Linked DNA regions of Homo sapiens: region 1 is linked to region 2. Evidence: read pairs that join two places in POLR2A ChIA-PET (ENCODE). Cell type or tissue: HepG2. All regions are shown on one strand. Region 1 overlaps LOC105370406 (a long non-coding RNA gene). Region 2 holds the start of LOC124903288 (a long non-coding RNA gene).

The links. ChIA-PET counts read pairs that join two places held together with the same protein. Peaks named below come from ENCODE experiments on the same cell type or tissue, not always from the same donor. Only the 100,000 strongest peaks of a DNase experiment are listed, where the experiment ranks them.
Region 1: POLR2A ChIA-PET joins it to region 2 with 5 read pairs; 3 of 35 experiments call an interaction of 5 or more read pairs at or near these places.

The regions. Positions count from the first base shown.
Region 1 is chr14:23,208,623-23,212,622 of GRCh38, forward strand. All of the region lies in intron 1 of LOC105370406 (a long non-coding RNA gene), which reads right to left. It also overlaps a transcript of RNF212B not described here. Among named protein-coding and RNA genes, the nearest start is that of SLC7A8, 27 kb to the left of the region's middle. In HepG2, no CTCF peak of the experiment used is centred here; no DNase peak of the experiment used is centred here.
Region 2 is chr14:23,076,615-23,080,614 of GRCh38, forward strand. ACIN1 (apoptotic chromatin condensation inducer 1) reads right to left here. Exons shown (of 19, transcript NM_001386863.1): 6 at 2,933-4,000; 7 at 2,206-2,424; 8 at 1,537-1,652. LOC124903288 (a long non-coding RNA gene) reads left to right here and starts at 1,652. Exons shown (of 2, transcript XR_007064077.1): 1 at 1,652-2,083; 2 at 2,846-4,000. RefSeq lists an enhancer at 1,778-2,977. In HepG2, a CTCF peak has its summit at 410 (motif pointing right); DNase peaks (open chromatin) are centred at 417 and 2,267.

The DNA of each region.
Region 1 (4,000 bases), 130 kb after region 2:
GTTCTTGGATCTCACTCAAGAAAGAACTCAGGGTGAGTCTGCAGTGCAAAGTGAAAGCAAGTTTATTAAGAAAGTAAAGGAATAAAAGAATGGCTACTTCACAGACAGAGCAGTCCCAAGGGCTGCTGGTTGCCGTTTTTTTTTTTTTTTTTTTGAGACGGAGTCTCACTCTGTCGCCCAGGCTGGAGTGCAATGGCGCGATCTCAGGTCACTGCAAGCTCTGCCTCCCAGGTTCACGCCATTCTCCTGACTCAGCCCCCTGAGTAGTTGGGACTACAGGTGCCCGCCACTACGCCTGGCTAATTTTTTGTATTTTTAGTAGAGACGGGGTTTCATCGTGTTAGCCGGGATGGTCTCGATCTCCTGACCTCGTGATCCGCCCGCCTTGGCCTCCCAGAGTGCTGGGATTACAGGCGTGAGCCACCGTGCCCGGCCTGGTTGCCCATGTTTATGGTTATGTATTGATGATATGCTAAACAAGGGGTGGATTATTCATGCCTCCCCTTTTTAGACCATATAAGATAACTTCCTGACGTTGCCATGGCATTTGTAAACTGTCATGGTGCTGGTGGGAGTGTAGCAGTAAGGACGACCAGAGGTCACTCTCGTAGCCATTTTGGTTTTGGTGGGTTTTGGCCGGTTCCTTTACCGCAACCTGTTTTACCAGCAAGGTCTTTATGACCTGTATTTTGTGCTGACCTATCTCATCCTGTGACTTAGAATGCCTTAACCATCTGGGAATGCAGCTCAGTAGGTTTCAGCCTCATTTTACCCAGCTCCTATTTAAGATGGAGTTGCTCTGGTTCACACACCTCTGACAGTATTAGATTATAATCCAATGTATAAAATGTGTAAAAGTATCTAATATTAGATATCCAATGTATAAAATATACATGCCTCCATACTGATATAAACAAATGATTGACTAAAAGACTAAATGGTGGAGTGGAAACAAATCTTTACAGAATACTTTGACTTCCAAATTTTAAATAATATATGTAGATACTTTTTCTTGCAGGAGGTAATGCTTAACCACTTTGAGGGTAGGCTGGATTGAGGGACTCTCTTTCAAAGAATAGATGGAAAGGGAAAAATAGTAACTTTACAGTGGAGAAACCTGGCAACCACTCTCTTAAACAACAACTCAAAATTAATATCATCAGTTAGATATATGGATATCATGTACCCCTGATACAACATGATGACAGGGCACTTTGCCTCTGTGATTCTTTTAAAACATCTATGACTGGCCCAGTGAGGTGACTCAAACCTGTAATCACAGCACTTTGGGAGGCCGAGGTGGGCTGATCACTTGAAGCCAGGAGTTTGAGACCAGCCTGGCCAACATGATGAAACCCTGTCTCTGTTAAAAATACAAAAATTAGCTGGCATGATGTGTGTGCCTGTAATCCCAGCTACTGGGGAGGCTGAGGCAGGAAAATTGCTTGAACCTGGAAGGTGGAGGTTGCAGGGAGCCAAGATTGCACCACTGCACTCCGCCTGGGCAATAGAGTGAGACTGTCTCAAAACACGAACAAACAAAATAAACAAATACCCCTATGACTAAGTTGAATCATGATACAAGCATCAGACAAGCCCAAACTGAGGGACATTCTACAAAACACATGACCCATTTTCCTTAAAACCGTCAAGCTCATGAAACACAATGAAAGATTGAGAAACCGTCTCTGACCAGAGAATGCTAATGAGACATGACAATGAAACGCAGTGCGGTATATAGGCTTGGACTGTAGAACAGAGAAAGGATATTAGTAGGAAAATGAGATTTGAACAAAGTCTGGAGTTTAGTTAATTATAATGTGCCAATGTTGGTTTCTCAGTTTTGACAAATATCACATAGAAATGTAGGATGGGGTGGGCGTGGTGGCTCACGCCTATAATCCCAGAACTTTGGGAGGCTGAGGCGGGTGGATCACGAGGTCAGGAGTTTGAGACCAGTCTTGCCAACATAGTGAAACCCCGTCTCTACTAAAAATGCAAAAAATTAGCTGGGTGTGGTGGTGTGAGCCTGTAATCCCAGCTACTCAGGAGGCTGAGGCAGGAGAATTGCATGAGCCCAGGAGGTGGAGGTTGCAGTGAGCCAGGATCACGCCATTGCCCTCCAGTCCAGGTGACAGTGTGAGACTCTGTCTCAAAAAAAAAAAAAAAAAAAGAAATGTAGGATGATAACATTAGGGAAAACTGAAACTGGGTGAAGGATATCCAGGAACTCTCTGTACTACCTTTGCAAACTTTCCTGTAAATCTAAAATTATTCCAAAATAAAAAGCTATTTTACAAAAAGATAATGAATAAGATAATGTTATAAACAGTGTTAAAGCAACAAATTCACTTTGGGAGGCCAAGGTGGACAGATCACGAGGTCAGGACTTCGAGACCAGACTGGCCAACATAGTGAAACCCCGTCTCTACTGAAAATAAAAAAATTAGCTGGTCGTGATGGCGTACGCCTGTAATCCCAGCTACCTGGGAGGCTGAGGCAGGAGAATTGCTTGAATCTGGGAGGTGAAAGTTGTGGTGAGCTGAGATTGCACCACTGCCCTCCAGCCTGGGCAACAGAGTGAGACTCTGTCTCAAAAAAAAAAAGAAAGAAAAAGCAACAAATTGAACAACTTAGATAAAAATGGACGAACTCCTTGAAAGACATAAACTACTAAAACACAGGCAAGATGAATAGATAACCTAAATATCTCTATACCTATTAATATAATTGAATTTGTAGCTAAAAATCTTCCCACAAAGAAAACTCCAGGCTTAGATGGCTTCACTGGTAAGTTCTACCAAACATTTAAGAAAAAAATAATGCCAATTCTACACAAATACTCCCCAAAAGTTAAAGAGAAAGGAATAGTTCCCCAATGATTCTTAGAGGTCAGCATTATTCAGATACCAAAATCATACAAAGATCGTACCAGAAAACTAAAGACCAGTTCCTCTCACGAACATAAATGCAGCAAATAAAATCAAACAATGCATAAAAAGGATAATACGTCATGAACAAATTTATCCCAGGAACACATAATTGATTTAACATTCAAAAACAATGTAATTCACCATAGAGACACACTTAAAAAATAAAAATTAGTATTATTATTTTTGAGACAGAGTCTCCCACTGTCACCCAAGCTGGAGTGCAGTGGTGCAAACTTGGCTCACTGAAACCTCTGCCTCCAGGATTCAAGCATTTCTCTCGCCTCAGTCTCCCAAGTAGCGAGGACTACAGGCACATGCCACCATACCTGGCTAATTTTTTTGTACTATTTTTAGTAGAGACAGGGTTTTGCCATGTTGGCCAGGCTGGTCTTGAAGTCCTGACCTCAAGTTATCTGCCCTCCTCAGCCTCCCAAAGTGCTGGGATTACAGGCATGAGCCACCGTGCCTGACCAAAAAAGAAAAATTATATTAACAGATACAGCAAAAGCATTTAACACAATCCAATATCCAATCCTGACTTTAAAAAAATCTCAACAAATTAGAAATAGAAGGGAACATCCTTGAAAGGGCACTTAGGAGAAAATTGTAGCCAGCCTTATACATAATGGTGAAATACTGAATGCTTTTTCCCTATGATCAAGACTAACACAAGGATGTCTGCCTTCACCACTTCTCTTCAACATTATGCCGATGGCTATGGCCACTGCAGTTAGGCAAGAAAAAATAAAGGTATACAAACTGGAAAGGAAGAAGGAAAACTGTTTTTCTTTTTTTGAGCTCTACTGCTTAAGAAGTAAAACTTAAAAGTGTTTTTACTCACAGACGGCATGATTATCTATCTAGAAAATCAAATGGAATCTGTGAAAAAGCTCTATAATAATGGGGTTTGAAAAGTTTGTAGAATACAAGATCAATAACAGAAAAATCAGTTGTACTTCTACACAATAAGCAATCAGAAATTTAAACTTTATTTTTTATTTTTAAATTTTATTTTATTTTATTTATTTATTTATTTTTGAGACAGAGTCTCGCTCTGTCGCCCAGGC
Region 2 (4,000 bases):
CTAGCAAAGAGCTTTTCAGAAAATCACTTTCTTCCCAAGGTGCATCGGAAGCAGTTCCTCAGGCCCAATTAGTAGCAGGCTGTCAATACCCACTTCAAAACTGCCATTTCACAAAGGACATGCTTTTGTAAAATGGAATGTAAAATGTACCTCCATGGAATTGGGAGGAGGGGGGCAGGTATTATGTCTGGTTGAGGGATATGGAAGAGAAAATGTCACCCCATTTCCTCATCGATGATGTAGCTGGGGAATCCTGAATACCTTCCAGAATCCGCTGAGTTTTCACTTTATGGTCCCAGAAGAAAAACCCTTTTCCAAAGGATAGCGTACCCATTCCAGAAGGGAAAAACCAAAAAATTTCAAAGGAAGTAGAGTGAACTTTTGGCTGCCAAACAAAAAATGTTAACAGCCACAAGATGGCAGCAGAGGTAAGACTGTCAGAATCGACAAGGATTATACCCCTCAGCAAGGGTATACCCCCAGGTAAAAGCTATATAGTAAGGTCTATAAAACTATCATTAAAGTCACAGGCAAATGAGATAAATCATGTCACCTGCCCACTACCCTCCAAAAGTCAGAGTTAAAGTACAGTTTGAAGCTCTCAGAAGAGTATAAATTATTAGACAATTACATATAGGGGAAATCATACTGGTAGCATTAGTGTTAATATGGCATAAAAACAAGTATAGAATAACTTTAGGCTAACAGTCTACACAGGACATTCTACAAAGCAGTTCAGGGTTCCTGATGTCTAAAAGCTACGCAATCTTATTCCCATAAGGCTTCATTTTTTCATTTCCCAGGAGACTTTGAAGCCAGGAATTCTGGCTCATTGGCTTCTTAATTTATAATACCTATCTCAGAAGAATGAATGACATACCTATTTAATTCTAATTTAACCTGATATGAGTATTTCTCTAGGACTTAATATAAAGATTTTAAAAACTCACATTAATTGTATAAATTTTAAGTTCAATCAAATGGTCTTAAGGGCCCAGGAACAAACTTCTGACTTGAAAGGAACTTCATAATTTGCTGTACTGTATGCTGTAAGAACTAGGATATCCTAGCAGAACTAGGATAGCTTAATGACAGGTAGTAACTAGGGAACTAGGGAAAATGCACAAACTAAAAAATAGCACCCAGCTGTGCCTTTATTAAGACCCTCAATATCCTTTATTAAACTGGGTTCCTAGGTAAACATGAGTTAAAGATTAAGATGCCCGGAGTCAATTCCCTTACATGGTTTTGAGTGTGGAAGCAGAAGCTTCTATTGCCTAAATCTTAAAGGAGTTGACTATTTTGGCTGGATGATCCCAGGTGAGTTTTCCTTGTGCCCTGACGACCACTTTTCAGGTTACCTTAAAGGTGGCAGCTCCCAACATAGTAACTGAAGTCTAGCCTTTGTCCAGATAAAGCTCTGCCTTTATGTTTTAAAAGGAAACTAGGACTGCTTAGTCAAAGAACCCTAGGGAGCGAAGAACTATCGCACACTCATAGTTCCCTGTTATACCCCGGTCGAGATATATCACTTACACAGTGTGATGAATTCTTTCTGATTCTGGCAGATGAGAGGTCTGAGTCTCTGAGGTTTGGGGCTGTGTGGCAGCTGGTGGCTCTGCCTCTTCAGCTTCACACTTCTTTGGGCTCCCCTGTCAGGAGATAGCAAAAACGAACAGAGCAAAACATTTAGATCTGCTTGGTTCCTTTTCTTCTACCTGGAGCCTGAAAAAGGCAGGGCAGGACATACACAGTACCAGCTCCACACACGGCCCTCTGTATCTGTTATTTCATTTTAGAATAAGGAAAGGAACATGGCTTAAAAATAGGTACTTCAAGAATATTTATGCCAGTAATCATTTTATCAGAATTTTTAATTTTTTTCCTTTTCCTCAGTGATCCTTGTTCTGACAGAATTCTTTTTTGAGAGAACTGAGAAAAGGCTGACTTCCTTTTGGCAGATAAAAGGAGGAGTTATGAGGAAGAATTGACCCTGGGGGCCCTGGAGATAACCCTGCTGCTCAGCCTCATGTAGAACTTCTACGAACCAGGGAGCTGGAAATGAGTTAAGCAGGATTAACAGGTATCCACCACATTTCTACTGAACCTTGTCCAGACTTAACTTTTTAGTTTTATAGCAAAGACAAGAGGGAAGATCTTGCTTAATCCTCCATCTCTGTGTAGGGAGGGGTCACAATAGCCTACCCGCTCAGGCTGTAACCTCTGGGTCACATGCTTTTCAGCTGATTCAGGCTGACTCAGACGCCTTGCTTGGACAGAGGATGAGGAGGTGGAAGTCCTCTCCTTTGGCTCACAGACCTGCAGTTGTGGCACTGGTGGAGTTGCAACCTCCTGACCAGAAGAGGGATCTTTGGTTTCAGTATAGCTGGTGCTGCTGTCCCTGGAGACTCCAGGGCTCAGAGACTAAAACAAAATGAAACACATAACAAGGAAAATTATTGTATATGGTATATATTCAGTAGATTGCTGAGTTTTCCAGTTTCCATGGACCAAATTTTATACTCTGGACCTTTTTGTCTGTGTTTACTCCCATTTTGTCTGTGTTTATTCCCATTTAGTGGTCTCCTTGACCACTTATTTAACAAATTATTAAGTTTTAACTAGATGCTAGATCCTGGGACACACACGTAAAAGGGCATGCCCACATCCTCAAGAAGTTTCCATCTAGTGGAGGAGATGAGTACATAAATTCAACATTCTATCAAGGGACTCAAAATGAAAAAGAACCCCATTTCGGGAATCAGTTAATTGAAAATACGATTCTGAAATGAGGAGAAAGTAATCAGTGAAGGAGAGTAAAGGAGGCTTTTCCTATTCCTTTCAGAAATCATGACAGGCTCTCCAGGGGCTGAAATGAAAACCACTGGAATATGACAGAACATTAATACACCCGGGATTCTCTCATACTCACTTTTCTGCTGTTGCTTGATGCTGAACGAGAACGTGAACGTGACCTTGATCTGGACTCTGATGTTGATCTGGAGCCCATCTTGGGTCTACCACGAGGGTTGGCATGAGTACGTGCCTGGGCTACATCTCTCTGCTTGGATCTGAGCGGTGAATGAGACCGAGAACCTGAACTGTCAGGAGAGCGAGATCTTGATCTAGAACTGGAGGAGGAAGATGAGGAGGACCGGCTAGAGGATGAATCAGCTGACTGTTTCAATCTGTGGCTTGGGAGAAGGGTATGAGAAGCTCTTCTGCCTTCCTTCTGTTCCAAAGATGGCTGTTTCAGACATTCTTCAGTGATTCCTTTGGCCAGTGCTAATTCCTCAATTTTTAGAGGGAGGGGCTGAGCAGATCTGTCTGACTCAGGTTCAAGATCCTTCTGGGCTGAGTAGTCAGCCAGTGTGCTTTTCTGAACCAGAGGCAGGACACTCTCCTCTGGCACTTTCTCTGCTGGAGATTCTGCTTTGGTGTCTGAAGGACTTGACAAAGGAGACAGGCCTCCTACCAACTGGACAGTATGCTGAGATACTAATAGCTCCCTGGTGTCAGCATCTGTATTAGGAGGAGATAACTGAATGAGGACAGCGGGGGCTGGGCCTTCCATGGGCTCTATTTCTTCTTCGCTATGGAGCTGTGGATGAGGTGGTGGAGAAGATGCTTCCTTTGTTAGTAAAGGTGGAGGAGTCTCCTCCTCGCTGGCAGTTTGCTCTGGCAGCGCTACAAGTGAGGCCTTCTTTCGATCTTCAGTCAGTCGAGGAGGGGAAGGAGACTTCGATTTTTCCTTTAAGCCTTGTGAAGATTTTATTTCTCTTTCTTCCTCCTCAAGGGGAGATGTTGTTTTCATTTCCTTCTCCTGCTGCTGTCTGGCCAGATGACTTTTTCTAGCCTCTTCCTGGGATCTTGTAAATCTCCCTCCTCTCTCTAACACCTCCTGTTCCTGGGATCTTGTTTTGGGTCTCTCATCCATCATCTCCTCTGGTTTTACTCTAGGTATCTCTTCCCCTTCTTCCTTAAACTCTTTCAGGATTGG